6 separate regions of the Mus musculus genome follow, and all the other regions are linked to region 4. The links are chromatin loops, found by intact Hi-C in ENCODE. Cell type or tissue: left cerebral cortex. All regions are shown on one strand. Region 1 overlaps Cdrt4 (CMT1A duplicated region transcript 4). Region 2 has its middle 21 kb from the start of Cdrt4os1. Region 3 has its middle 41 kb from the start of Pmp22. Region 4 holds the start of Tvp23bos (a long non-coding RNA gene). Region 5 overlaps Cdrt4os1 (CMT1A duplicated region transcript 4, opposite strand 1). Region 6 holds the start of Cdrt4os1 (CMT1A duplicated region transcript 4, opposite strand 1).

The links. Peaks named below come from ENCODE experiments on the same cell type or tissue, not always from the same donor. Only the 100,000 strongest peaks of a DNase experiment are listed, where the experiment ranks them.
Region 1: a loop joins it to region 4, with 2.1 times the contacts of the local background. A loop is called at or near these places in 11 of 42 quality-filtered maps.
Region 2: a loop joins it to region 4, with 2.2 times the contacts of the local background. A loop is called at or near these places in 3 of 42 quality-filtered maps.
Region 3: a loop joins it to region 4, with 2.8 times the contacts of the local background. A loop is called at or near these places in 11 of 42 quality-filtered maps.
Region 5: it touches region 4 in a loop (3-fold over the local background); 13 of 42 quality-filtered maps call a loop at or near these places.
Region 6: a loop joins it to region 4, with 2.7 times the contacts of the local background. A loop is called at or near these places in 11 of 42 quality-filtered maps.

Annotation. Positions count from the first base shown.
Region 1 is chr11:62,979,941-62,984,940 of GRCm38, reverse strand. The region is part of intron 1 of Cdrt4 (CMT1A duplicated region transcript 4); the gene reads right to left. Among named protein-coding and RNA genes, the nearest start is that of Gm46284, 12 kb to the left of the region's middle. RefSeq lists an enhancer at 1-1,537. In left cerebral cortex, no CTCF peak of the experiment used is centred here; no DNase peak of the experiment used is centred here.
Region 2 is chr11:63,022,870-63,027,869 of GRCm38, reverse strand. No RefSeq gene overlaps it. Among named protein-coding and RNA genes, the nearest start is that of Cdrt4os1, 21 kb to the right of the region's middle. In left cerebral cortex, no CTCF peak of the experiment used is centred here; DNase peaks (open chromatin) are centred at 951, 1,091 and 2,155; H3K27ac peaks cover 295 bases.
Region 3 is chr11:63,170,274-63,175,273 of GRCm38, reverse strand. No RefSeq gene overlaps it. Among named protein-coding and RNA genes, the nearest start is that of Pmp22, 41 kb to the right of the region's middle. In left cerebral cortex, a CTCF peak has its summit at 3,078 (motif pointing right); DNase peaks (open chromatin) are centred at 71, 1,575 and 3,084.
Region 4 is chr11:62,918,558-62,923,557 of GRCm38, reverse strand. Tvp23bos (a long non-coding RNA gene) reads left to right here and starts at 927. Exons shown (of 3, transcript XR_388723.3): 1 at 927-2,322; 2 at 3,301-3,435; 3 at 3,961-4,811. In left cerebral cortex, CTCF peaks have their summits at 1,655 (motif pointing right), 2,340 (motif pointing left) and 3,723 (motif pointing right); DNase peaks (open chromatin) are centred at 2,312, 2,856, 3,118, 3,424 and 1 more place; H3K4me3 peaks cover 767 bases; H3K27ac peaks cover 1,229 bases.
Region 5 is chr11:62,995,591-63,000,590 of GRCm38, reverse strand. The region is part of intron 2 of Cdrt4os1 (CMT1A duplicated region transcript 4, opposite strand 1); the gene reads left to right. It overlaps Gm46284 (a long non-coding RNA gene), which reads right to left. Exons shown (of 2, transcript XR_001780234.1): 1 at 2,623-5,000; 2 at 451-2,485. Among named protein-coding and RNA genes, the nearest start is that of Gm46284, 3.8 kb to the right of the region's middle. In left cerebral cortex, no CTCF peak of the experiment used is centred here; DNase peaks (open chromatin) are centred at 2,445, 2,829, 3,822 and 4,504; H3K27ac peaks cover 238 bases.
Region 6 is chr11:63,001,628-63,006,627 of GRCm38, reverse strand. It overlaps Cdrt4os1 (CMT1A duplicated region transcript 4, opposite strand 1), which reads left to right and starts at 2,494. Exons shown (of 3, transcript NR_126547.1): 1 at 2,494-2,699; 2 at 4,391-4,523. In left cerebral cortex, a CTCF peak has its summit at 2,631 (motif pointing right); a DNase peak (open chromatin) is centred at 1,691.

The DNA of each region.
Region 1 (5,000 bases), 61 kb before region 4:
CAGTGCCCTACATTGGCTCAGAGCCCAGTGCATTTACATTTACCTCTTGCTCTAATGTCTGCCCTTCTCAGTGTACAGGATCTGCAAAGTAGGTTTCCCATACTTATAAGAGATCAAACAAGACTAATATATGCCTTTCAAATCATCAGAAAGAAAAGCCAAGAAAGCCATGTACATAAAAGTCTAAATAAATCCCAGTATCCCAGTCTGCACCAGATACTGAGCAAGCTGCTTATAGCCCTGCAAGGAAGCAAACCACCTTGGATGGGGAAAGATGGAACAGAATCAAGAATCAGGAAGGAAAACATTCTGCTGAACCCGAATGGACAGATGGACAGCTCGAATGGACAGATGGACAGCTCTGGGTCTAAATGACAGCCCTGATGTTCTCCACTTCTCTGCTCAGGACATATTGCTCCCTTAGGCAGACCATCACTGCCTCCAAATGGCTGCTTTTACACACAAATTATTATGCTGAACTGGTCGAAGCAACACTTCACAAATTCCCTACCAGAAGAAGTTCTGAGCATTGCACAGCTCTCAGGAACAATCATTGAACACAAATATTATATTTACTCAAGAAATACTCCATCTAACATAATGTTTCCTTTGATGAGGTAATACGAAAGACCCATTAGACATAAAGCATACATGGGCTGTATTATCGATAAATCAAGTTCCAACTTAAAAATTAAATTTCCAGAACAAACCAAACAGGTACAAAGGAGCCTTTCTACCTTTTCCTGCATGGGCATTTTGGGTAGACTCATACATTAATCAACTAGTCAAGTAGGAAAGATATAGAAGAACAACCCTAACAGCCCATACCCAGGAAACAAACATGAAAAGATTTAGGCAATCCGTGCCCAGAGACCCCCTTACTGCCTGACAGCTGGCTCCTAAGGCGTGAAATGGCCACACAATGACTAATCAATCAGAAAGAGGAAGTCCTGTTCCCGCTGGAACAATGCAGGTATTGTGAACCCAGAGAACACATGGGGGAAGCAGCCAGAATTTCCCAGGGCTGATCTCAATCAGAGGAGGTCTAGGCAACCTCCTCTCAAATGCTCAGAACTCCTGAATGGAGGGTAGGAACCCAGACTTTAGAGAGAGTGAGCAACTGACCCTTCAGACCCTTCTAGAAGCAACGAATTAAAGTAACCACTCACTCCGATTAGATTCCGCTATTCTAGCATTATTGACAGCTGGGTCCCAGTTGATGCCAGAATGTGACAAAGCACTGTATCACTAAACACACTCAACTCTCAGGTCACAGGTGACTCCAAATTATGATTGAACCAAGTTCCCAGTTGTCTGAGGTGAATGGTCTACAGATGAGCCACAATCCAAACTGTCATTTTAAAAATTGAAGGATTTTCACATTGTCACAAAGGCCCTTCATACCCAGCAGTAACTGTCACTCTAACACAACTTGAGGGATAAAAATTAAACGGAAAGACACAGCGGCATTTGGCAGGGAAGGCAGGCTCCGAGCAGGACCTAAGCATGGTGCAAACCAGAGGATGGAGGGAAGTGCACAGGGCTCAAAGCTTAGTTTAAACTCTGCCTTGTAAGTGCAGTTCCTTACTTCTCTCCATCTGGGGTCACTAGAAAGCTGTGAACAGGAAGTAAATTGCCAGCCCCTTAGAAAAGCAATTAGAGACATGTGCCATGGTGGGTGGGTGGGGAGATTGGCCATCTCTTTGTTTATGTTTCCCAAATTTAAGTATGTATTTTGTCGCCTGCATTGGTATGTGCTCCTATAATAGACATTATATATCAACATTGATTTGGGGTGATATATTTTTAAATCTCACAATCCCAGTGCCATCTGGCAACTACCGTCTTACACTTACTCCTCAGGGACTGTCGCTTTTGCTCTGCCATTATTCGTATCTTTTCATATCATTAAGTATTCCTCATAATTATTTCAGAGGCTACTCAGCAATCCATCCAAGGAACAAATTATTATTAATGATATCTCTGTTTGAGGATTTTTTAAGGTGTTTCCAGTTTAGCCACTATAAGTGATGTGCGGCATCTTTTAAATTGCAGGCCTCAAACAGCTTTCTGATTTTCATGAGGCACAGCAAACACTGCCTGCTCAAGCTTTCTCCTCTGCAAAGATTTCTACATGCCCAAAGCCACTTCCCCTCTGCTGTGAGCTGAGCTCTGTCGTCCTCCTCTCTTATATTCATGGATAAAAAACCAGGTGAGATGCTTGCCTGGTAGACTCTAGGGCTCCATATTACCAGCTCCAGGTCTCCCCCTCATTGTAGTACAACCACACAAGAATAAGAACAGGAGACACAATGGATTCTGAGACCTTCATCAAAGCAAGGCAGAGGCCTCCAGGAAGGACCTTCAGGCTGAAGGATAGTGTGGTAAAAGCCCTCAGTCATCATTCCTGTCACAGAGGGCCAAAGAAGTATCTGGGAAGAATCAGTTTGCCTGGTGGCCCAGGCCTATAATCCCAGCAACTCGGGAAGCTAAGGCAGGAGGTTACAACTTCAAGACCAGCCTAATAGCCAAGTAAGACATTGACTTTTAATTTAAAAAAAAAAAAAAGTATTTAAGAAGTAAAAACTTGCCTGGCGGTGGTGGCGCACGCCTTTAATCCCAACACTTGGGAGGCAGAGACAGGCGGATTTCTGGTCTACAAAGTGAGTTCTAGGACAGCCAGGGTTATACAGAGAAACCCTGTCTCGAAAAACAAACAAACAAACAAAGTAAAAACTTCCTGAAGGTTATATGCCCTACCAAGCATGCACAGAGACCTACATTCAACCCCTGATACCAACAAATAAAAGGACCCCAAGAGTCAGTTTTTGTAGGGAGATGACAGAGCAAAGTGATGCTCTCATGAGATAATCAGAAAGCTGGATGCTTTGTGGTATGACAGGGACAGAGCAACAGGGCCCAATAGCCCAAGCCTCGGGAGCATCATGGAACCCAAGAGCCATCTTTGAGTCTCTCAGCACAAAGCCTATGGAAGTCTCATTTGGCAGGATGCCAGGTGACTGCCGAGCAGGCCAAGAAGCCACAGAAAGCAAACCAAAACCACTGTGGGCATGAGCTGCTTAGTGAAGAGACCCCCAGCACCACACACTCCCAGAGAAGCAGGGGCTATCACAACACTGTCATACAAAGCACACCTCGCAGAGGCCCTTCCTGAGGCTATGAGAAATTGTTACTCAAGTTACAGTTAGCAAAATAAGCCAGTGTCAAATGACACCATAGGACTCCACTATCTGCGGTATTTGAAAGCCTGACTCACAGAACCAGTTGCCAAGGGCCACGGAAACAGTTGCCAAGGGCCACGGAAACAGTTGCCAAGGGCCACGGAAACAGTTGCCAAGAGCCACGGGAGAGGAAAGGAGAGGGGCTCGCTAGCAACCTTATCGCTTCATGCCTTCAGTATCACTGACACTTGGAGATTACCAAAGAACATTTCTCCAGCCATCTCTCTTCTGAAAGTAATTCTAATCTACTATCTGCTGAACAAGCTCTTCCCTGTGCTGTCGCATCTCATCAAACCTGTCCAAAGCCCAGCCTTGTGTCTGTTGTCATGCTGTACGTCTGAAAACACGCATCCTCTGTCTCCATGCCCAGTTCTGTTAAGTGCATGGCCATGCTTCCTGCTCGCCCAAGTGGAAACTCCTTTTTCCCTACTGTACACCAGTTTTAGGGTCTATTCCCCAAACTATTCTCTTTCTGGTTCAATCTCCATTTGAAAGCTACAACTAGAAACCTTTATAAATCCATTCATTTCTACAAACATGCACCAATGCTCACTGAGTGCCAAACACTAACCAGGCATGAGCAGGGAAAGAAAATGAGCAATATCTGATTATGTCACACTCTTATTTAAAATTCATTATATACTGCCTAAAATAGAAAAGGCAAAACTCCCAGAGCTTTGGGATTACAAACTCCTCAATACCACGCCCCAGAAAAGTATCTCCATGTTGATTACTTTTATGTCAACCTGACACAAACTAGTCATTTGGGAAGAGGAAATTTCAACTGAAACAACGCTGTTGTAAGACTGGCCTATAGGCAAATTTTCTTGTGGGGCATTTTCTTGATTAATGATTGGTGTGGAAAGGCCCAGTTCCCCATAGGTGGCATCACCCCTGTGCAGGTGGTCCAGGGCTGTATAAGAAAGCAGACTGAACAAGCAAGTCATGAGGAGCAAACCAGTAAGCAGCATTCCTCTGTGGCCTCTGTCTCAGTGCCTGCCTGCAGATTCCTGCCTTGGATTTCTGATCTGACTTCCCTGAATGATGGACAACAATCTGTAAGATGAAATTAGCTCTTTCCTCCCCAAGTCGCTTTGGTCATGGTGCTTTAGCTCAACAATAGAATCCCTAACTAAGACAATCCGCACCTTGACTTCTATAGCTAAGTCTGCCCGGCACACACAATACATACATAGATGAGCACATGCATAATACATGCACATCTGCATATGAGTGAATATATATGAACATATACATGTGCACAAATTAGTACAGACTTGGGTCCATGTATGTACATTAGCGCTTATACACAAATGCTCACTTACACACAAATGGTGATGTTCGTGCACACGGGCATGTATATACAAACACAGATCCATACTTCACACTCTCAACATCCATCACTGGTGGCAGAGGAAATGACTCCCATTATGCACTAACACATGATAGTGAATAAATCATCAGGGATTAAAAGGCTCAGGCTGCACCTGGACCTCAGTGACCTGATCTAATTAAAGTCAAATCTGAAAACTGAGGCTGAAATTAGGAGATACTCATGACCACCACCACTACTACCACCAGTGTTCAATCATGTGAGCATGCGCGCACGCACACACACACACACACACACACACACACACACACACACACACACACACACACACAAAGATTTCCAGGAAGCTCTACCAGTACTTTGTCAGATCAGAACAAAGAATATACCCTGTCTCCTGGCCCCCATAACACAGAGAGTCCTCTGAA
Region 2 (5,000 bases), 100 kb before region 4:
CTCTCTTGAGAGATGAGGTTATGGGTAGAGGGAACAGGCTCCTGAGCCACAGGCAATGCCTAGCAAAGACTGAGCACAGGGGAGATGTTAACTCTTTGTTTTCCATTGTCATCCCTACCCCTGCCCCACCCAGCAGGATGCTAACTCAGAGTGACCTCAGCCTTCTTTAGTGCCCCGAGACCATGCTAACCTCTCATTTTCATATGAGAGCCCAGAGCAGAAGACATGTCGTATGCAGTTGGCATTGCATGAGCATCTCTGAAGTATGGGGATGGACACTTGTCTCCTGGCCAGCAGATGCCCCATCACATCTTGGTCAACATGTTGAACATCAGAGGAGGCCCAGCATATAAATGCCAGAGCATGAGGAGAAGGGATGAGAAAAATGTTACTCCCGTGAACTAAAAGGATTCCAGGATAGCACACTGCTATCAAACAGACAAATCCAGAAAGTGTCAGCTGGACTCAGGGGCAAGGAGAGGGGCACAGACACATGCATAATAACTAGAGCCACAGAAAGAGTTACCTGGGCCAGATCCATGCTTTACCAGACCAATCTCTGGGGTAGCTTTTCATATGCCCATGTTCCCTGGAAAGAAGAAGCTGGGGGCTAAGTGTAGCAGCAAATAGCTAGAACACAGTGTATGCTGAGATAATTAGCCATTTATGCTGCTTCATGAACACACATCGAGAGGACCAGGTGTGGATGGCTTGGGTATATCTATCTGTTTTCAGAAAAATCTGTTAACAGAGAAGAAAGAAGCTAAGGGAGCCATTGGAATCTGGATGACTGGGCTGATGCCCAAAATCAAGGAGTGTCCTGGCTGTGGTGGCTAAAACAGTGTCATCTCTCCCAGAAAACTGTCAAAGTGGCTGTTGCCAAGGACATCTCCTGGCGGCTGTGTCCCTGGGCTCAGGGAGGATGGCGTAACACTGACTCAGCTCCCTAAGTCTGCACTGGCAGTGCCTCGTGCTCCTTTGCATCTAGTACTGGGCAAAGGGTACTTTATCTGGATGGCTCTCGGCAGTAAGATCTGCTGGTAACGTGCTAGAGTGCTTGAACTAAAGTAGACTTCAGGGTGAAGTGGCTCGGCTCGCCCTTGGCTAGAGAGGAAGTGTCAACCCAGCACGACAGTGTGACTCATGCTCAGAACTGTGTCCCAGCCAAGGAGAGCTGTGCTGTAGCCAGAGATGGGTGGCCCGAATAGCATCTAGAAAGTCTGTCTGTATTCATCCAGCCATGGAGAGGAGAGCAGGGAAGAGATGCAACTGACAGACAAGTCCCCCAGAACCCTTCTGATATAGCAATGGCCCACTAGCACACCTGTCACTAGTCAGCAAGGCTAATTCTCACCATTCTGGGTTCAGCTCCACAAAATTCTCCTGGCCACTATGCCCTAGGGTCCTTGAAAGTAACACAGAAGTTCCTTGAAAGGTGCTATGGGTCTTTTGAGTAGGCCTACTCTTATAACCCTATATCCCTTGACACATCAGGCACTCTGAGTCTGGTCAACTGAATCATTTGCCCCCAACTGGAATGACTCTATTTGCATCCTTCTGTAAGATTCTTCCGTAAGAGCTGATTGAATCTTCTCATTATTACGTTTTGATGACAAGCATCAGCTAGCTTCTCTCATCTGATGAATTTGGGCCAGAGTTCTCTGATTTCTTTTTTTATTTAGTGAATGCAGGTTAATGCCTCACAGGGCATCAGCCATGAAGACCAGTCACGTATGAAGAATCAAATCATAGTCTATTGCCTGGACAGCAATAGTGTGTTCTCAGGTCACCGTTTTCTCTGTCCTACCTTCTTCCAGGTGCCTCTCCTCACTTTGTTCCTGTGCTCAGGGTCTAATGGGTCTCCTTATTCTTTCTTTCCTAATAAAACTCTTCTCAAAGCTAACTTCCTAGGGAGATGTGTTAGAGCAATGTTGTGGGGCTTAGCTGTCCTCTTCACACAACACATGAAAGGGAGGAGGTGCGGACTGAAAGAATGCCTACACAAAATCACCTTCTCTTCCAACAGTTAGAGGTAGCGTCATCGTCATCGTATATGGCTCGCTATGCCTTAAGAGGAGGCCCCTCCCAGGGTGCCTTTCAGCCTCTGGGAAGTCTGTATTCCTCAGGGCTCACTGCTTCCTCACACACAGACTACTCTGGATTTCATCTTGTCCTTGTAAGAAGTTGCATAATCGTAGGCTGTCACATAAATACTCGTAGACTATAATATAAACAACACCCAAAGCCTCTTGTTCTGTGCAAATATGCAGTGTGATAAACATTGGCTGGATGGATAATGATTGCTTCCAATTTGCCAGCTGTCTGGATCTTGGTCAGGATTACTGCTGAACAGTTTCTGACATATAAAACATGGACTGTTGAGTGGGTTCACATGTAATGATTGCAGAAGAATGGGTTGGTTCTATTGAGCAAATAGAAACCTGTTACATGGTAGAAGTTGAGGGGGATGCTGACATGTAGGTCAAGAGCTCGAGCCTCTGTCTGCATGGAGATGATTTTCTAGAGTCAGTTGTATTTTATTCCATGGATAACTCGTCTCACTCTGAATATAACTAACTTGAGGATTTGATCCCCAGTCTACCAAAGAGGAATGAGGTCAGAAAACACAGCTCGTGTCTCACATGCTGTTAGATCTGACCTTAGATCTGTCTGCCTACAACACCAGGGGCATTTCTGCTCCTGGTAATCTTTACAAGGTCCTGTAAACTTTCCTATGAAATAGCAAAGCACCTTCTTGAATGTGCCCACCTAAGCTGAGCAGGGAGTGCAAAATAGCTGCTACCCAGAGGCTGAGGGCTTCCACAGCCTAGACATGGCCTGGGGTCTCCCTGCAGTATGAATGTGGGTTGGGTGGGGGAGTCAGACTGAGAAGAAAAAAGCTTGGGGACCAGATGTCAGGAGACAAGTTGTCACATCTGATTGAAGGTTGGTTTCTAAGTTTCTCAGAGCCCCAGAATAACAAGCTGGATAGTAGTTCTTCAGTCAATGAGACAGTAGGCACTGTTTAGGCGCTCAGGTGGGACCTGATTGTATAATCTGAATGTATTCCATGCCACTGAACTGTCCTTTAAAAATTACTAAGTTAGTGCATATATTTTATACCAAAGCCAGTAGAAGAGACATAAAACAATAAATTCAAACAGAAGAGGCATCCAATGCCATCAGTGGGATGCTATGGATCTCCCTTTAGATTCCAGGCAAAAGAAATATCTCTGTTTCAGGAAGGCATGCCTTGAAATTGGATTGAAGAGGGCTGAAAATGAGAAATCCAGCAGCAGCATTCTCTGCCCACCCCCAGAGCCCATAGGACCAGCTCTGAACTCTCAGGCCACTTCATGGTCAAAGGTTGGTTCACCCAGGCACCAATCGTAATTATTAAAGATAACAGCTAGCATTTGCTGAGCCCTTGCTCCCTGCAAGGCGCCAATGGTTAGCCCTGCACTTCTCAGATGATAGGGCTGAAGTGCTGGGTCCAGCCTTAGGGAGGAGCCAGGACAAGGCAGGGCAGCAAGACTACAGGACTGAGATTATCCAGTGGTCTGCCTGGCTGCCTTCCTGGGTGGTCCCCCTCACAGTGAACAGTAAGTCCAAGATTGTGGATGGTTGAAGACTGATAACATTCCAGAAATTGCTTAAAAGAATGTGTGTTTCCATTTAAAGTCCAGTTTGCTTTGTAATTAAGATTCCCCCCACAAGAATTCAAAGCCCTGGGACTTGGCTGTTGTAAATCCAGGGTCCTAAGTTGCCCGAAGTGTTTGCATTTATAAAGAACCACAGTCCTTGGTGAGGGAAAGCAGAGCTATAGGAATTGATAAGCCCTTGCCCTGGACATGGGAAGGGTCTTTTTTGTGAGTCTCGGTCCCACTGAATCCTCCCATTGTCTTAGCTCCTTACTAACAGACCCCTTAGTTACTGATAAAGCCCAGGAACCCTCTCCCCCGCTGCCTGGTCCCAACTTCTCCAGACATTCAGTTGCAGGAGCCTTTTGCAAACACAACATCTGGTGTCTCATCCTCCAAACAACCTGGCAAGGGTCTGCCTCTTTGAATCCGAGCCCTCTGATATTGTCATTGTTCTCCCAGCTCTCTGCCTCTTCATTTCTCATTCTTGTCCACTCTTACTATTTCCCATAAGCACTAGCTAAGCCCATCTCGTCAAGAACTGGCAGGCAATTGGCCTTTTTGGCATCTGCATTGTCATGACTCATGTCTCCCATTACCAAACCTCCATCGATGCGAGGCCACCACCTCCTGCAGCACCCAGAAGCTTGCCCTCAGGAGATGTTCCAAAATAGCCATTTGAGTATTAATTCATTGTCCTAGTGTCCCTCAGTCCAGAGACCTGCAGTCTCTTTCAGAGCAACGATGTTCTGGTTTTCCATCAGCATGCGGGCCAATCACCTAACTGCAGAGAGGGGGTGATGAGGGAGAGCAGAGGACTCTACTTCTTAAAAGGGTTCTCATGGGGTATTCCTCTCTTTGACTCTCACTTCTAGAGATGTGTGGTACTGCTGCACTTCCAGAATGTTTGGAAGGTTCTCTGGTTAAAAAAAAAAAAAAAAGGCTCTTCTCACACCACCACCCCCAAGATTAGAAATAAGTTCACTAAATTTAATGTTACTATTTGTCTATTTGTCTATACATGCACCCCTCCCCCCCCCCATTTTCTTTGTTCTTTCAGTGTTCTCCCATCTTCTTTAGTCTCTCCTAACTAATGTTCATGAAACATGATGACCTACGCCCATACCGCCCCTTTTTTCTCAGTGCTGGGGTTGAACCCAGGACCTTGTGTATGCTGTGCAAGGACTCTACGATTGAGCTGCATCCCCAGCTTCCACCTGTCTATATAGACAGACATCCCAACTGGTCATTTGGCCTTTGCTGCTAAGGTTTTTTTTGTACCTGATTGTATCTGTCATACCCCAGCTATATTATAGAACTCAGGTCAATCAACCAATCACGATGCCTGCCTGCCCCTGT
Region 3 (5,000 bases), 250 kb before region 4:
AAGGTTGGATGTCTCAGGTGATCCTCAGTATATCCCAGAATCCTGAAGGAGGCTCTAATGCCAGTGAACAAATGGACTTGCCAACATGCAGAGAGCAAGTGCTTCCTTGTTCCATGCCTGTTCCAGAAGGTGTGGACGATTTGAGGCTTTTCACACTACAGATGGTCTAGATTTAGGGTGAGTCTTCCCACCTCAAATGAAAACTCTCAAATGAAAACACCTCAAGAAAACTCTCTCACAGGTGTAACTGCTTGGGTTTTAGTTAAGTCCAGCTGTTCCAAGAATAGCTAGCACAAATCCACCCCTTGTCAACTTAACACATAATCATATATCCTTACCTCATGTTTAATTTCCAAACAGAAACAATAACCGAGTCATAATTATATCCATGTATCCAACATGCAACTCAAAATGCATTATATATTTAACCAGGTCTGTGGGTTATAAGAGCATCAACAGACAAACAAAAACAAAACAAAGATAGGAGTTCTGGAAAGGGGGTGTGGTTAGGGAGATATGGAGAGAATTGGAGAGAGAAAATAGGTGATGGGTATTGATAATATCTAATATGATCTATTTTATCATAGACTAAAAAAGAAAAAAATTTTACAAGCTAAGATTGCCCCAGGCCTCAACACCTCCTTATGTAGACTGTGCTTTGCTCTCTCCACTGCGGCCCCATGGAATGCATTCCCACCCAAGGGTAGATTGGAGTGGAAGCAAGAGGGGCATCCCAGAGAGATCCAGCAGTTAGAAGCTCATGGTCACTGATTCAGCCCAGATCAGGTGGGGCAAAGCTTGGAGTCGGTTATGCCGAGTTACTCATTTCTTCAGTTTGTATGTGACAAGCAGATGAGGTAAGCATTGTCTCTCATCCTTCCTGTGGCTCTTTCTTTCCTTTCCTTAAAATGGAAAGGCAGGGCACCAATGCTCTACAGGATGAGCACTTTTACTGGGTCCAGATTTTCTGCCTGCATCACAGGGGAATCTTCATGGAATCTGCTTCCTAAGACATTTTCCTCACAACTAAAATGAGATTCTGTGCCTACTCCTGTCATCTGTCCCCTGCATGGCCTGTCCCACTTCCCTTCTCCAAATACTGTGGATGGGGCCTTCTCACCTCTCACTAAAACTCAATAATAAAAACACACACAGAATTCAGAACAAGTTAATAGGAAGGCGAGGCAAGGAAAGGATGGCTGAAAGCTAAGATTTTTGTTATCTGTTGAGTTCAAGCTCACACCCAAACAACCAAACTCATGGTACTCACCCCCTGCAATGTGAGGAGCAGAAGAGCAAGGGCTTGACTCATACACATCTGGACAGGCAAGAGTCAGGATGCTGTCACGAGGACGCTGTCACCAGCTGGCACCTCTGACCACAGACAGATGGCAAGATGGGAAGTCACTGAAACCATTGCACGAGCTTCCCTGAAGCCAGGCCTGAAGTTTTGGAAGGGGCTGGACCTGAGGTCCACATGTGGGGGAGCAATTATCAACATTTGTGCCAGCAGAGATTGCAGCCAACAGTAACAGGAAGGACTGGACTCTTTCCATGCCTCAGCACATACTTGGAGCTACCCCAGCTCAGTGTGAGCATATGCTGAGGTTGACCAGTTGCCGATGGGATGATGAGTCAAAGTGTGGTTGCACGGGAAAATAGTAGTGGTGTCAAGATGGCCTCAGAGATTGTAAACACTGAATCAGGTATGTTAAGATACACATTTGATGTCCTATTTTTCCACCTGTTAATAGACTTAAAAAAAATCTAGAATGTGTTAGCACAGCCTTGAATGACAAGACAAAGTGCAGTATTGGAGATCAGATGGCAAAACCCCAAGAACATCATTAAATCAGAGCAGGCCTTGTCTTACCCAAGACATTCTCTGCAATGAACTTCTACTAGAGCAACAGTGATCCCTGGAGGCTTGTTGTGTAGATAAATAATCCTTGGGCAAAGTTCAGTTATTTTTGGTTTTCAGGTATTCCTAGGGTCATAAAACTATTTTGAAGGTCTGCAGAAATGGGCCAGACATAAAGATCTCTGGCTGGACTTACAGAGGATCAGGGTTCATCTTCAGCAGCTACATGACAATTTACAATCATCTTTAACTCTAGTTCATGGGGCTCTGACACCCTCTTCTCAATTCTGTGGGCATTGCATGTGTGTGTTGCGACAGACATACATGCAGGCAAAGCACCCATGCACACATAATAAGGTAAAACAAATTTAAACCCTCCTATGTATACCTATACATTCTCAATAAACAAGCCTTATCTCCATGTTCAAAAACTCCTTCAAGGAAGAGCTATATGGATATTGTCATCTGCCTGGATATCTGTAGTATACTGTGTTAGCCCAGAGGTTTGGGGACAAAGGCCAAAGACGGTATGGACCCACCCTTCTCTGCTGACCAGGAGCTTGAGCTTGTAAAAGTCTGTGCAAAACACTGGACAAAGCCAGCTCCTAGTTCTGAATTCCAAAGTGAGCACCATACCTAAGATCACCCTACAGGGCCCTAAACTCACTGAATAAGGCTATAACCTTATTACCTCACCACCACACCACTGCTCCTTCCTCCTCCCCTTTAAGAATCCCTTACCCAAGCCCAGACTTTCCCTGACCTCCTCCTGTGATATCAGAAAACCCACCGAGAGCTGTCCCCAGTAAACCTGCCTTTATACTTACAATTTGGCTCAATTTGGTTTATTGCATTGATGGAGAAGCCTTCCACACTGCTCATAGCATACAATTGCTAACAACGCTTCTTCCCCAGTCTAGAGAAGCCACTAAGAAAACATTTTCCTTTCTTTCAAAGAGCAGTCTCTGAGTGCCCACCCCTTCAAGGACTCGATGAGGCCAGCACGTGTAAGCATTCATCCAGTCCCTCACCCTGTCCATCTTTGGCTTCTTCTAAACTGCAGGAGGGTTGGAGAGACTGTGTCAAAGAAACACAGCGTTTTGGACCAGGCACTCATTAAACTTAGCCTGTGAATAAAAACACAACCCAACTGCAAAATGCATGAGGCAGGTCAAGGACTCTTAGGAAAGATGAAAGAGATTCCAAATGTCAGTTACAGCCACCAGGGGGAGAACTCAGAATGCTTCTACACTGCAAGCTCTAGAAACACATAGAAATCAGATCATTTCTGTACAAAAGAATGTTGGGGCCAGAGAGATACCTCAGTTAAAAGTTCTGGCTGCTCTTCCAGAGGACCCATGCCTGGTTCCAGCATCCACATGGTGGCTCACAACCATCTGTGACTCTAGTCCAAGGGATCAGATGCCTTCTCCTGATCTTTTCAGGCACCAGGCATATACACAGACATGCAAGGCCACAGAGGAGTGCTACTCACTGGCTTAGTCCTTATAGCTTGCTCATCCTGCTTTCTTATACACCCCAGGATCACTAGCCAGAGGTGACACCACCCATAGTGGTCTGAGCCCTCCCACATCAATCACTAATGTGTGGGGATTTTTTGGTTTTTGTTTTTAAAATGATCTTCAGACTTACCTATAGGACAATCCTATGAGACATTTTCTCAATTGAGAATCTCTCTTCCCAAACAACTTTAGCTTGTGTCAAATTGACAAAAAGTTAACCAATGAAGTAAGCAATCAGAACTTCCTGTATCTCCAGTTCTAGGATCTCCACCCTCTTCTTTCAGGCTTTGCAGGAAACTGCACTCCAGTGTGCTCATCTGAACGTAATTTTTTGAAAATGTACCAAAAATGATTGTATGTAGTGATAATTTTGGCATTTTTTTAAAAACAGCAATATTATAAGAATATGTTTCATTTTAATCCCAGGAGTGGGGTATGGGACTGCTTCAGATTGTCCACACTGCTGACTGTGATTTGCCTCATGCTCTAGTGGGGATGTGATTTTTGCCAGCAGCAGATAGTTTCTGTGATTGTGTGGTGTTTGAAATTCTGGGGACCTTTCAGAGGATATATAAATACTAGGGCCCTGAGAGGCAGGGTGGATTGTTGGTTAGTTGCTGTTGGTTGGTGGTGGTGGCAGTTTGTTAGGTACACAAAGAAGAAACAAGAAGAAATTAGATATCCTGATGGTGAAGATCAAACTTGCCCCAAGGAACTTAGTGCCCCTAGTCAACAGGAAGTTGTCCAACAATAACATAGCCCCCTTTCCTCTCTATCCTTTTTTCTCTTTTATCCAGTGTTAGGGGTTAAAAGGGTGCACAAGGGTGAGAAAATCAAAAGAACCAACAAAGTCCGAAAGACCAGCGACCATTTTAAATGTCAAAACAAAGCCAAACAAAACTATTTCCCAACTCTATGCATGTGATGGGTCATAGGAAGTATTACCCCTCTATATGGCACACTGGTGTACTGCTTACCAGGATGGGACTGAATGAGAGTACAAGAGGCAAGAGAGTCCCCATGACTAAAACTGCTGAAGACCCTCAAGGGACAGATGTCTTTCTTCAGACATAATTTTCCACAGAAGGTCACCCTGAATATGAGCACACAGGCCTGGCTACGTTGCCATTAGGTATCTCTGCATCCATTCGCTTTTCATAAAGGACATAACGTTCTGGGTTCCTGGCTCTTAAGGTCTCTGTTTCTGAGGGCTCTGATGTCATATAAAACTTTGGTTTAATAGATGTGCAATGCTTTTCTCCTGCCCGTCTTTATCATAAATCTTACAGCAATCGGGACAAGAGATTTACCTTTACTCCTCTGTGTATTTTAAAACATGAATTATAAAAAGGCATTTCTTACAAGCTGAAAGGGGCTCATGGGATGAAAGGGGAAACGTGAGGTCAGAGCAAGGTATACGGGACACTTCTGCACTTTGTTTAAGACTGAAAGCTAAACAGCTGTGAGTTCAAGAGTTTTAAGAATCCCAATGTCATAACAGACAGAAATAATAAAAAGATAACATGGTCAAGACACCGAAGAAGTATTCGCAGTAAAAAAGTATGTAGTTCGTGTCAAAGCAGGGACATCACAAGATGTTAACTGTTTAAAAGCTT
Region 4 (5,000 bases):
TATTTTAACACGTTGGCTTAGTATAAAATGATCCTAAGATACATTTTATGGGCTTAACGGGGTAAAGTTTGTCTTTCTTTGCTTGGAGTTGCTTCTCTCATCCCTCTGAACAGGGGACCCTTCTGTCTCATCTCTCCCAGAACTTTGGTGTCCTCTTCAATCAAATGAAAGATGGAGACGAAGCCAGCCTTGAGGACTGGACAGCGAGCAGCACTCTGGTATCACAGAGGCTCTGATTAAGTTGCACAGAATGAAGTCTCACAAGGGAGGCTAGGAAATGTAGTTTAGCTTGTGTCTAAGAGGGAAAAGGTCATGGGGTTTGGGGAATAGACAGTTAACTCTGCCACAGAAAGTTAAGTCCCCTGCTCCCTCATATATCCTAAGAGAGTAGTTACATGTTTCCAAACCTACTTTGCTGTTTGGAAACTATCAGTCTAGAGGACCAGGCACAGACTAACACAGCCACCCACATTCCCTTTCCCATAAAGCAGAACTCCTTAAAGACAACCAGATTTGAGAAAAGGGGAGCTATTAACAACAGCAACCATTATCAAGTGTTTGTCCCGGGTAAGCAACTTAAATGTGTCAACTCAGCCCTCAAAACAACCCAATGGCATAGCTGCTATCATCATCCCATTTTTCCTATGAGGAAACTGAGGCTATGACAGCTTACACAACGGGCTCAAATTACCCAGCAGTGGACAAGATCTGACCTCTCACACTGGCTCCAGTCCGTGGTGCCAGTCACTACTTTGAGTTGACCCCAGAATGAACATGAACATGAAGCACTGCCAGCTCTTTGTAGACGTCTACATGAGGCTGAGCAGGAGGAGAGGAGAGGTGGGGCTGAGGGTGGCATGGCATGAGGGGGCTGACAGCAAGCCCGGAGCAGGAAGAGCCAGGAGGGCAGCTGGTAGGATTACAAGGGCAAGAAGATGGCAGTGGGCTCCAAGGTTAGGCTGGGGGCTCAGCTGTGTCACTCAGCAAGCCCTGCCAGGAGGATTCTAAGACCCTGCTGGTAGCTGTTGTATGTGAAAGCACCATTCCTGGTGGCCCATGTCCTTGATTAAATTCATGGAAATTAGACAGTCTGACAGGGTGGTTGTACTAGTAGTTAATTGTCCGTGGCTAAAACGAAACACCCATGATTGCATACCTTATTATGGAAAAAGATTTCTTTAGTTCAAGGTTTCACAAGTTCAATGACAAGATGGTAGCATCTAGTATAGGCTTCCTGGTGGGTGCTATGGTACTGGTGGACAAACCACACGGTGGCAGCCTTCTCACTAGGTAGAACCTAAAGTTTCCACATCACCTCCCAATACCGCTTACCAAGAATCAGACTCCCAACACCTGCTCCCGTGAAGGACAAAGGACACCCAGAGGCAGCTTAGCCCAGCCTGGTAGTTCTGTCTGGTAGCTCTCTGCACGGTCTCTTCAGTACCTCGGCATGGCCTCCCAGTGGACAGACACAACCCGGCCCAGCTCTCTCCCAGCTTAGCGGAATGGGTGTCTTTGTCCTTTGGTATCAGGAGTAAAAAGAAGAACCGGTCTGCAAACCCAAGACTGGTCCCCACTGACAGTCAGCTAGCTGCCTCCTTCCCAGATGGTATGTCCCCACTGTCTTTTGCTTGCTCTTCACACAGAATCTGCTAAGCACTAGGTGGCACGGTTGAGCAACCATTAAAAACTATTTCCGTCAAGGCCCAGGAGAAAAGGAAATTGAATTGGAAGTTGGAGGAGTGAGGGTTAGTGGCAGAGAAGGCCGATCGGTCCCTGGAATTCAACCTGCTCACAGCCTCCATAAGCACGGGTATGCTGTGCTCTAAGCCGATAGGGCTGCGTGCAGAGGAGGCGCCCTCAAGAGCAGATACCGCCAAGCCAGTGAGGAGGAGCCTGCTGGAGAAGGCTGGGAATCCCTTCCCACCATCCTATCAGAACCCTCTGGTTGTCGCTTGCTTCCTCCTCTCAACCATGTCGCCCTGTTCACCCAGAGCAGAAATGCTGGCAGCTGTCATGGACAAGTGAGATGAGGCACACGTCTCCAGGATGACCCACGGGCTTCTCTGCCTGTCGCTGCCATTTTCAACCCTCTTCCCCTCCCCGCTCTGTTTTCCTGTCTTCCTCTCTCCCTCCCTCCTTCTTCTTCTCTCCCCACCCCACTCTCTTCGAAGGAGAATTATATTCAGCTCTGTGGGTTGTTTTTAATGCATTCCAGATGCCAGAAGAAATCTTGGCCTGGGCTCAGCGTTCTTCTGACTTCAGGCCTCTCCCCCACCTACCTCCCTGTCTGACTCCCAAGGCCACACAAGGAAAAATCAGGTGGGCTAGCGCCATCTGCTGGCAGCTTCCAGAAGCTTAAGGAAGGCGGGAGGCGGTTAAGGTGGGGCAGGAATGGTTTCTTGTAACTGGCGTGATGTACTCGGTTGGAAAAATTCGGATTATCTGGGAGAAAATGGTGTGTAAATCAAAACGCTTCAACCCATGGACACTCCGGTAGTGGTTGTAGTGGTGGTGGTGGTGGTTCTTCGTAGTAGTCATCATCGTTGTCATCTCCTCCTCCTCCTCCTCCTCCTCCTCCTCCTCCTCCTCCTCCTCCTCCTCCTCCCCCACTCTGTCCTCCTTCTCCTCCCCTTCCTCCTCCTCCTCCTTTTCTTTTTCTTTTAAATTACAGTCTGGGACCCAGCCGGGTGGTTTTTAACATCACATTCTTTGAAAAACAGAGATTTTGGCGTCTCAGCTTGTGTTCCCTAAAGGAAGCTCGGGACTCTGTAAATTAACTTTTAAGTGACCGGTCTGGCAACACCTAGTCAGCAGGAAAATTTAAAGGAAAAAATCAGGAAATGAAAGCGCCCACTGTAGTTAAGGAAATGTTATTGGAAGGGTTTTCAGGGTGGTATGGAGGCTGTGAATATAGTGGGTTATGCCAGGTCTTGGAAATGGAATCAGATCTCTTGGCAGTTGGGGGAGAGAAGGGCTGGGGAGGTCATAAGACAGCCAGGAATGAAGTTCCAGTGCCAAGCAAGGAGGCCCAACCTGGGGCCCCATGAGTAGCATGAAAACCAGACCTGACAGCTGTATGAAGCCCAAGCACAGTCCAGGCTCCATCAAGGGAGACCTGGCTGAGCATCCAGGATGCTGAGACTGCCAGGAAGCCCAGAACCAGGGACTGAGGGGCCCTGTGGCATGTGACTCTACCAGCACAGGCTTCTCATGCAGACATCTACAGAAAGGACTGTTTCAACATGCAAAATGCTATGCCCCCTTTCTTCTGGCTAACGGCATCTTTGTCTTTGTCAGCTCCTGGTGTTTGGTGACACAGAAGGAGCAAGCAGGGCAGATCGAAGGCATAAGTGAAATCCTGTGGTTTCTGAACAGGCCAAGATTCACTTGAATAAGAAATGAAAAACCGAGAAGATCGTTGAAGAGCACAGGGTGAGCTTTCAGCCAGGATTTATGTTGAGGAGTCGAGGGGGAGGGAGTTAGATAGTTCTGGAAAGCAGTGCCAATAACTAGAGAGGAGGAAAAATGCACTCCCTTTTAGACAGGGTGAATGCTGGAGATGGAACTCAGGATCTTGCAAGAAATCTACCACTGAGATAAAGAACCAATCCCAGAAAATGCACTTTTTAATTTTTGTTTTTTGGGGATTTTTTTTTTTTTTTAGTATGTATGTGTGTGCACTTGTCTGTGTGTATACCACAGGTACTGCCCACAGAGGCCAGAAGAGGGCATCAGATCCCCAGAACTGGCATTATAGATGGTTGTAAACTGCCACAGGAGGTGCTGGGAACTGAACCTGGGTCCTCTGCAAGAATAGCAGATGCTCATAACCACAGAAAAATGTATTGAGTGTATATCAAATCACCTTTAAAGTGGAGGACAGTGATTTATTTCAATAAGGTACAGTGATTTGTTGTGGTTTATAAAGGGATTTTGCCCCTCCCCCTTCCCCTTCAGTGCTTCTCTAGAAGGACTAAAACCTAGAAATTAATTCAATTGCCATTTTGAGGGGAGAAGAGAAGAAGAACGGCTACTCCTCTGAGTCAACGTCATGCATAGGTTGGGCCGCTGTTGTTACTATACCAAGAATGACTGAGGCTGAGTACTTAAAAGAAAAAACTTTGGAGACTAGAAATCCAAACAGCATGGCATCTTCTCAGATGAGAGAATCCCTTGTCTTCATCACCTCATGGGGAAAAACATGCAAAAGAAAGAGACACACAGGAAGCCAGAGCGAAGGAGAGACCAGCCTGAGGACCGCCTAAGTATCACTTTTAGATATCTCAACATGCCACCCACCCATCACCACACCAAGAACCCAGCTTCTAGCACATGGACCTTTGGGCAAGCCACACCCAACACCATACCAACATTCAGTGCAAGTTAGTTCTCAGGATGGACGAGGGGATAGTAAGACATTACTTGGTCCCACACCTTTTATTCTCTTGTTAGAATAAATGTGTCCCATCATGTAGGAGAAACAGCCCCGTGTCAATTTCTTTACCAGGACTAGTAGTTATTCCAACACGTCTGGGAATATTGGTCTGAGAGACATGGTCACTGGTGAGTCTCTGAGTGGGGTGGGAGCTTGAGCAGGGGGCCAAGTAGGATAGTGTCTTACTTAGGGTCGCTATTGCTGTGATGAAACACTATTACCAAAACCAAGTTGTGGAAGAAAGGGTTTATTTGGTTTACACTTTCCACAACACTGTGCATCACCAAAAGAAGCCAGAACAGGACCTCAAACAGGGCAGGAACCTAAGAGCAGGACCTGACACAGAAGCCATGGAGGAGTGCTGTCTACTGGCTTGCTCTTCATGGCTTGCTCAGTCTGCTTTCTTATAGCACCTGGGACCATCAGTCCAGGGATAGTACCACCCATAATGGGCCCTTCCCCATCAATTGCTAATTAAGAAAATACCTCACAGGCTTGCCTGCAGCCCAATCTTACGGATGCATTTTCTCAGTTGGGGCTCCCTCTTCTCCAGTGACTCTAG
Region 5 (5,000 bases), 77 kb before region 4:
TCTGACTCTTGGCCACCACAAGGTAACTAATGAGCTTCCTCAGACTCAGAGAAGCAAGGAAAACAGCCCTCTGTGTACTGAGACCTCTGAAACCATGGGCATTCTCCTCTAAGCTTGGAAAGCTATTTTGTCACAGCTACAAAATAGTGGCCAACACACTGAGCTAAGAGAACCTCATAGTTGCAGAGTTGTTAGCTAGGGTTGCTGTCGGAAGCCACCACGTGACTGCTGGAAATCTAACCTGCATTCTCAAAGAGCATCCGACGCTATTAACTGCTGAGTCATCTCTCCAGCCCCACAGTGCTGCTCTTCTAAGTGTAATGTCTCCATTGGGCACACGCACCAGACAGAATCTTTCTTACCCTTCCACACCAAGGGAAAAAGTGTCTCCTTTCAGAGGTCCCGGCATAGCTGCCGATGTGGTGATTATACAACGCATCACCTACTTCATGTCACTGTAAATGTGTATGTTTATTGAAACAATTTTCAGCTCATGACCAAAATCCCTTTAGTTCAGTCCAATTCAGAACTCTGATACGAAACAGTGATATGTGAAACAGATACGTCTCAACTAGAGCCCTGCCTCAGTAGCCCCACGATTCACCTTATCCAACTCCCTTGTCAGTCCTGAGCCTCAAGGTGGGAGACACCCACACCCACACCCACACCCACACCCACATGGGCCTGCAGCCCAAATCTGCCAGTTCACTATGTTTCAAGTTGCATGGAGCATCCCCACAGCTGCCAACACTGATATCTGCGAGTTCTACTTCTAATCAGGTCAGAATTCCATGGCTGCTTGCTGGGCACGTGTCCTGGGTGGTGGCTGCACCATGCCCTCTTCAGAGGGGCTGTGATCTGCCAACTTAAGGAGGATCCAGAGTGAGGATTTTGGAATTGGGAAGATCATGGCACCCATGTTGTGAGATCATGCATCTAACTGAAAAAGGCTGAGGTCTAGGAGGATGGCGTCTTTTCTTTACTTGTGGGAGTTGTAGCGTGTTTCAGTAGGTCTCTGAATCTCAGAGCAGGTTTCCCTCAGTAGCTGTCCTTCAGTACTGGCAACAAGTGAGAAAGTTATACATATTGTGTATCCTTCCATATAAGCAGAGTCCTCCATATCCATAGGTACTGTGTCCAGAGTCAACAAACTTGATTGACAATATTTTTAAAGAACGTTTTAAAAAGTATTGAACACACAGAGCTTTTTATTGTCATTATTCATCAACCACACAGAAGAATAACATTTACATAATCTTCACTTTGTCATATTTATAATCTAGACATGATATAAAGTAGATAGAGGACCAGGTTAGAGTCCTTTGCTCTGCTCAGCTGATATGAAGCCTTGGCTGTTCTGTTATGCTAGATGGGGCAAGGCAGGCAATAGGAAGTACCCTGCTGAATGTTGTCATTGTCTTTTCCGGGCCACAGAACTAGACACAACAGAAGAATAAAGTGACAGTGTTACCAGTGCCATTGTGTCTGTGATGGAGAGAATCAGGAAGCTATTGGTAGGAGAAAGTGGGCTGCAGGAGGCTTTGTCTCTAGGATTAACAGAGGCACTGCAGGGTACTGTACTGATCCATGTTCAAAGTGGAGCTGGCCTTCAGTACAGAACAGAAATCAAGCTTAGGTTGTGGGCCCCTGAAAGTCACCCTGTCGTGCAGCAACTAGCATTCTGCTGCTCTTCTCCCTAAGCCTTCAAGGTTTGGCTTTTATGCCCTACACAGCGCTATGCTTTGGGAGTCTGCAAGAGCCCCAATGGCTATGTCAAAGTAAAGGAAGATAATTCTTTTTCTGGGATGATACTGGTGGCCAGGTTGACACGTGGCCATCGAGACAATTTTGTGGACTATGCAAGCATCCCTCAGAGTTTTTCAGGAAAGGCTTGGGAACTTCCCACTGTCCTTGGGATGAAGACTCCTACTCCTGATAACTGCATATGAAAAGAGCATGCCCTCCGAAAGTTTGCAGAGGTCAGAATCTGTATTCACAGGTTGTAAGAAAACCAGCTACTTACAAGCAGCATCATTTTATTTTGCAATCAATCAATCACACCCACACACCAATGGAGATCAAAAGGTAATGAAAAAAGAGAAAAGGGAATGAAGGGGAAGCAGGAAGTAGATAAGGAGGAAGGGAAAGAAGAAAGGAAAGAGAGGAAGGGACAGAGGAAAAGGAAAGAACCATGACAATAAAGAGTAATGTCAAGATTAAAATGCAGCCCATGCCCTCACTACAGAGATCTGGGAAAGTAAGCAGGCTGCGGGGAGAAAACATGAAGGCCAGAACTGGCATTTCTGCATGAGAGAGCTAGGGAAATGGAGGTTGGAATCTGAAGGCTGCTGGAGGCTGGGGTCTGGCACCTGCCCAGGTCTGGCATGAACGCTCAAGAGTCCTCAAGGTCTCCTTTGTCAATGTCCAGCCCAGTTGTCCAGGACAGACCACCAGGCAAACGCTTGGCACTTCTTCCGTGTTGTCACTAGGACCAGAAAGGGAGATGCTGTCACCAAAAGCCAGCCTGAACTAGGGATCGGCTCCATGGTGCTACAGAAACAAACACGGAAACCGGGGCTGAATATAAACTGAAGACAGCTCTGCAAAGTTTTAAAAACTCACCCAGCCACGAAAATTCAATTTGGCCACAGCTTCAACATGACCTCACTCTCTTTTATGAGCAGCTGTCCTGAGACTAATCCTGCCTCCTCCCATCATCCCCTCTGCATGAGGAAGGGAGGTCATGAGCCCTCGGCAAATCCACTCTTACAGTGCCCCCTGCTTCTGCAAAGCACTCCTTATGCTGCCCGGACCGTATGCGTGTCCAGTGTCTGTCTCTACCACAAAAATAGAATTGCATGTCTGCCATGTCCACCCAAGGCCCTGGCACGCTGCCTGGCACAAGCAAGCACTTGGTGTGCACTTGCAGGATGCCTGTCAGCATGCTGCATTAGGGCTGTGGAATTATGTCCCTTCTGATAAAGGCTAGAGAAAGAAAAATAAGCTTGGAATCTCCTCATGAAGGCTTGAAAGGTTTTTTTAAAGGGACAGACTAACCATGTGTTTTATGTATGACTTTGTGTCTCATGTTCCTTCTGTTTTCCCAGTACCTTAAAAGAAAAAGTACATAAAAGGTGTCCATTATTCTTATTTAGATAATAGAATTAAGACTAGGAGTAGAGTTTACGGCAAGGCAGCCTATTCCCACCTACAAAAAAAAAAAAAAAAAAAATGTGTGTTTACTAACCTCTTGTCACTGAAGTAGTCTCTTCTTGGTACTTTCTGTTTTGAGTCTTAGAGCTTGCTCTTAAAAACTCCCTACTCAATATTTGAGCACCAATTCTGGCCCAGTACACATACCACACTCCAGGGAACACAGGAGAATGTGGCCAGACTTGTTCAATACCTACGGGACCACAGGCACAGAGCAATCTGACCACATGAAGAAGAGTTTCGGGGAAAGCTGCTTAACAATATACCCTGGGCTCAGCAATTGCAGACCAAACCCAGCAGAACTATCACCGATAGAAATTTGAGGTGATCTGAGAGCAGGCAAAGTATTGAGTTCAAAAGTGACCCCCACACTCGGTACTGAACTACTTGAGGACCAACCAAGGCTCTCTTACTTCCACTATCACCCACTTACCAAAGTAAGCTTGTCTCAGGATTCTAAACAGTAAAGTGAATATGCACAGGTTCCAGTGTGCAAAAGTATAAATAAAGAGTCAGCCACACTCAGACCAACTTCCCTCCAGCTGCTGCTGGCTCTCAAACTGACTGTTCTCTACAAAAAATATCTGCCCACTTGGCCCATGTGCAGAAACAGTGCCAGGAGTCAAGTTCCCAACTTGTCTGAAATCCTGCGACATCTCAGGTCCCTCTCTCTACTGAAAAGAATGGGTTGGGCCGCTCTGGGTCGCTGAAAGGTTGAATGGAGACAGGAAGCGCATGAGTCAGTAAAAGAACCACCTAGAAATGCCAGAGGTGGGGAGGGAATGTTCACTGCCTCTGGAATATAAAGTCAAGGTCATACCACCTACACTCAGTTTGTGTACCCACAAGGAGGCTCTACATGGAAAAGTCAGCCATGCTTAGAGTGAGGTACAGAGTGTGGGGTGGCATAGAATACGGGGTGATGAAATTCCAAGTGTAGTCTGTAACCTTTACGGGAAGCAACATAATTTCATAGTTAATTTGCCTCTTGTTCCATGTCTGCAGTACGTGGCCAAGCACCCTACAGTGTGTGCCAAGTGTCAGGGCCCTGTGCGGACACAATACAGGTGTTCTATATTGCCTCCTGGCTCTTCCCAAAAACCCAACCATGCCCCCTAGAGATCTAGCAATGTCAGCCTGTGATTTCCAAGTAGTTGGCTAAGGCCCTGGGTCCCAGATAAAAGAGATATGAGCCAGAGAGGGGTAAGAAGTAGGAAGAGGTGTTTCAACAAACAGAAAGTCAGCTTTGAGTTTCCATCAAATCTGTCTCCTTCCCCCTCCCCCACAGCCCTTCCGTGGCTTTCTCAGTCTGTGCTCTATCTGCCACAAATAACTTGAAAGCTCTAAAAAAAAAAAAAAAAAAAAAAGTGTCCTTTGGTCTGTACAAACAAACAGATTCCTTAAGAGTCTAGGGGTGGGAACTAACTTAAAGCCAGAACCAAGTGGTGGAGAAGGCCCTGTTGGCTTGGACAAAGCTTAGAGAGCACTTTGTAATCTTTTTGTTACAGTTGCTGACTCACACAGGGAGCAGCTGGAGGGCTAGGGCATTTAAGCCTTGTTCTTTATCTCCACAGATGCATGGTCAGTAACAGTGCAGGGGGCAGGTTTCTTCCCTATGCTGGCTCCTCTATTTCCCATGTTTGCTTAGCTACCTTGAAGGAGCCCTGACAAGACCCAGAAATCCTCTGGCTCAGGAGCTCGCTGTGTTCTGCACATCCTAAAGGAGGAAGCTGTATAACTGTGTGACATTAACCCTCCTGCATAAGGACCCTGGACTGCAAAAACTA
Region 6 (5,000 bases), 83 kb before region 4:
CGGGGAATGGTTTTGAGACTTCAAAAGCCCATGCCATTTCCAGTTAGTTCTCTCTGCCTCATGCTTGTGGATCAAAATATAAGTTTAGCTACTGCTCCAGTGCCATGCCTGCTTGCCTGCTGCCACGCCTTCTTCCATGATGGTCATGGAGGCTCTGTAAGCACATGATAAACTCTTCTATAAGTTGCCTCGTTTGTGTACATTCCTCTTTCTTTCTTCTTTCTTTCCTCCTTCCTTCCTCTCTTTTTCCCCCACCCTGCCTAATATTTTTAATGTACTTGTATTTTAATGGTAGTCTATCATATGAGGTCAAGCATGGAGTCTTCTGCCTGTGGAGTCACGTTAACATGCAAAACATTTCCAATGTTGGTATCTTATGGATTTGGGACTTTTAGATTAAATGCCCAACTTATAGCTGTAACCAAACCCCAGAACTATGAACAAGCCATCCAGGATTACTATGCATCTAAGAGGTAGAGAATTTTGCCATTATGTGTAAGGCCCTATATTCCAAAACCAGTACCATAAGATAGATAATAGATGGATAGATAGATGAATGATAAGCAGATATATGATTGATTGATGGATGATATGTAAGCAGATAGATGATAAATAGATATGGATGGTAGTTGATAGATATGATAGATTATAGATAGATAGAGGCAGATTATAGATATATGATAGATTAGATAGATTGGATAGATAGATAGATAGATAGATAGATAGATAGATAGATAGATAGATAGATAGATAACCTTCCACAAACATTCAATTGCTTGACAAACACACAAAATAATTTTTCCTTTGTTTTTGATTTGGTCCACACAAATGCTAACTTGACTTTCATTCCATACAACACAGACCTTGGTTTTAGGCTATGTTAAGAAAACTTTGTTGTGAAAGTTGTGGCAATGGCACTGGTGTGGCATTCCATGCAGGCATTTGTGTGGGGCAAGGATGGACTACATAGGGTATTTGTACATCACACCACGTCTTCTTACCCAAAATAGCAAAGCTTCCTGGTACCTTTCCAGAGTCCCCACAGGGAAGTCCACACAGAACTGAAACCTGAAACCAAGGAGACACCTGTTCTCTCAAACTTAGTCCAGTCTGCCCAGTGGCTGTCCCACACCAGCATCCCTTGGAGATGCCATGAACTTTTTATAGCTCCCTTTGAGAATTTAGTCAGAAGTGTTATGGCAGGACACAGGCACCCACTTCCAGGGATACCAAACCCCACTGGCTTGCTAGGCAGCACCTTAGCATTCTTCGGCCCTCTTGTCCATCATTGCAATTCCTGCCTCCCTGCCAAGGTTGTTGCAGGCACAGCCCACTCTTCTCTCCTTGGATTTTATGATCCATATGGTGACAGCAAGCTACAGAAAAAGATGTCTCCTCTATCAAAGAGTTTTGGAAGGGTCTCCTCTTTAAGTACATTGATTTTAATAGAGAGGCCAATTTTAATTTATTTTTATAAAAGTGAGGAGGGCACAAAACACCCACACATGCACACATGCACACAAACACCTGAACTGCAGTGATGGCCAGTTTCTGAAGTGCGACTACTCCACTAGTGAGTGGGTAATTTTAAACTACTAACATAATGTCCCTGATTGATGTGTGCAATTGCCAACACTCTTGAGATTTTACAGTGAGCTAAAGACCTTTTTTAGACTCACTGAATCCCTACACATGGCTGTGATAAAAATGGGGATAATATAAACAGCCGCCTCACGGAGTCTGTGATGTAATACACATGGTCCACAGCCGTGTCTGCTACTCAGTAAACGCAGCCATAATTCTCATTGCCTCTGGCCTGTGATGCAGATATCAGGTGACAGGAGCCATGCCCTGGTGGGCGTGTGTGGGTGGAGCCAAGATCCTCCAGCTGCTCCACCGAGGAAGGCAAACACCAACAACCCCTGAAGATATTCCACAGGCCAAGAGGCTTGCTCCTGGTGCAGGTCCTGCAGATGCTTGGGAGCTGTGATTGACACTTGAACTCCCAGGGAGGATGCTGAGGTGGCACTGGGATGAGGGCAGGTGACTTTCTTCTCCTCTGAACAGGACTCATAGCTCATTCACCCAAATGGAAGAGCTCCCAGGCTCACAGCCACCCTTCCTTGAATGTCAGCATGGTCTCTAAAAATAGGAGGCAAGGGTCCAGGATCTGTGCATTGCCACTGGTTGTTTGGAGCTGACTGGGCACATCTTGGACAAGAAACAAAGTTTAAGCACCTGTAGTGCCTGTGGTATCAGAATTCAAACACAGAGATGTTTGGAGGAGGGGAACAGGTATCCAATACATGACTCAAATGACTCCCAGGAAAGGGTCCCCGAGAGTCAGGCTCTCTTGTAGTTGCTTCTCCAAGGAGCCAAGTTTTACTTCCCGGATCTCTCAAAGCAGCTCAGAAGGCCCTGGTCAGAGACACACAATGGGAGCCTGTTTCCGTGGACACTTCAAGATTCTATTAGAAAGAAGCAGAGAAGGACAAATGTGTAAAGATCTGCTTTTGTTTCCTACACTCACCCACTCCAAACATTAACCTCATACCAACCTCCCACTGTACACAAGGGCCACAGGAAGCCTGGACAATGCAGAAGAGCTAAAGGAAGTGGATAGGCTCTAGCTTGGGCCACAGGGTGGCCCCACAGCCTATCCAGTGTACCCTGAGCAGCCAATCACCAAGAAAATGAAGGTGAACGTTCTTTCTTCTGATTTGCGTTTTCTGCCTTTCTTCTTCCTTCCTTCCTATTTTAAAGATAGTATTTTGAAACTACTAAGCTGGAAAGCTCAAATTTTGGCCCTTCCTATCATACCTACGCAGCGATGTGGCCTGGGACAACTGAGGGCTGGAAGAAGGTTGTTACTTTCTGTGTTTCTTTTCTCCTCAGTGTAACAAATTACCCAACAGAAGCAATTAGAGAGGAAAGCTTTATTCAGGTGCACAGCTCTAGTAGATAGGGTCCACGGTGACAAGGAAAGCCAAGTGACTGGCATGACTTTGGCCACTGTGGTGGGGGTTTGCAGCCATGATTTGTTCCCATTTTGTCAGGCAAATCAGGGATCAGAATCAGAAGTAGATATCACCTTCAAGCCAAGGTCAAAAAAGACGATTATGTTAATGAGCAAAACAATAAGGGGAGAATAAAAATGAAAAAACAAAAGGGTCAGGCAAAGCATTTGCTTAGTATACACAGGTGCCACGGACTGGGCTCAGTCGGCCCCCCTCAATCTGTGGGAAATCTTCTGCTGTGGGCCAGCCCCAATCCACCTCCCTCCACCTGCGGAAGAAATTTCGGGGTTCTGGTTACAGGTGGGCAAGGAGTTGGCGAGAAGGGGGGTAACAAACAGACAGGACACCAGGGAGTGCTGTATCTGGATGTAATTTTGTCAAAGTTAGCATCAGTTTTATATAATACAGAAAACAAAGGAGTAGGGTATCACAACAGGCAAGGTACATTGAAGTATCTGACACAAAACAGAGGAATGACTTCAAAGGACTGGCAGGAACCAGGCAATGTTTACAGTAAAGATAAAACAGCCCTGGGTAGAGTCAGCTAATGTCAGGTAAGGATTTCACACCCTAGTCACAATTTATGCTACTTCTTTGAGCCTTGTGAAAGCTAGCACCAGGGGCATTCTGCTGGAGCAGACCTTATCCTGAATAATGCAATACCACAGCCCCCCTTTTTCCTAGGCTTTGGTAAATTCTTGCATATGAGAGTAACTTGGCTGTTCTTAAGTATCTGTAGGGAATCTCCATTTGTCAGAAGAATTCACCAACTTTCTTCTAATATGTGATGTAGTTTGCAATGCCTGACTGTAGTGAAGATTCTAAGTATACTTTGCTAAGCTTGCCCTGAGATTTCTAATTCTTATCCAGTAAAATACTGTAAGAAAGCATGGAAGACCCTCCACAATATCACAGGGACAAATCTGGGGCATTCTAGCTATGGGAATGCCAAGGTTCCAGGAGGCTAAGTTTCCATGAAACTCTCTGCCTCATGACTGCTTCCAGGCCTTTAGGCCTGCCAAGCAAGTCACTACTGGAGTGGATGTAGCACACAGGGTCCTTCTGCTGCACAAGAGGAAGGAAGGAGGCCAGGCAGGCTCTAGGGCACTCTACTGCACTGTTCACGATGGCTAGGGAACTGATATCCAAATATCATCAAGAGGCCTAATAGTTAAACACTAACACCATTATACCCTTAACAGACATTTGGAAGAATAAGATGACGTTCCACAAGCAACAAGTTCTGAGATCTCAGAGAGTTTGGAAAAGCAAGAGCAGGACCCTGTATTATAGAATATGTTAGTATGTGGATGGGTGAGGGTCATGTGTGTGTTCATCGGTCTACACTTTACTAAGCAACCACTGTGTGGCAGGCACTGTTCCACGCAGTACGGACACAACAGTGAACAAAATAGACAAACGCTCTGCTCTGGTAAAGCTTCATTCAGTGAAGGAGAACAACGGTCAACAGAAGGTGGAATCTCTGCTGTGCCGTGCGGTACAGAGGTATGTGTGTGCGCGCGCAGGGGGGGAGGGGTATGGAGTAAGAAGGTAGGCACCTTAGAAAAGACACTCAGGAAATAGCAGCACACATGAGCAGAGACATAGAGAGTAGGCAAGAGAACCAGGCAGCTGGAGAGAGAGATTCCAGTGAGGAGGAGGGCAGGTAGGGAAGCGTGAGGAGGGAGCTTGTTGGTGTGGGTGAGGCTCAGCAAGGTCACGGGGGCTCGGGCAGAGCTACTGGAAGGGAGCTGAGAGAGGTAAAAGAGAGGTGGAGAGGCCGGCTGGTTGTTGGTTGGTCTTTCACCTCAAAGGACATGTGAAGTAATCTTAGAGTTCTGCAAGTAGACTAAGAGCACATCCCAAAATGTGTACACTGACCCATTAATGAAAGTAGCTTTTAGGAAGCTGAATATGGCTCAGGGGAGGCAGGTTGGGGATTCTGTATTCTATTTACTGGGCATGTGTGTGTGTGTATGTGTG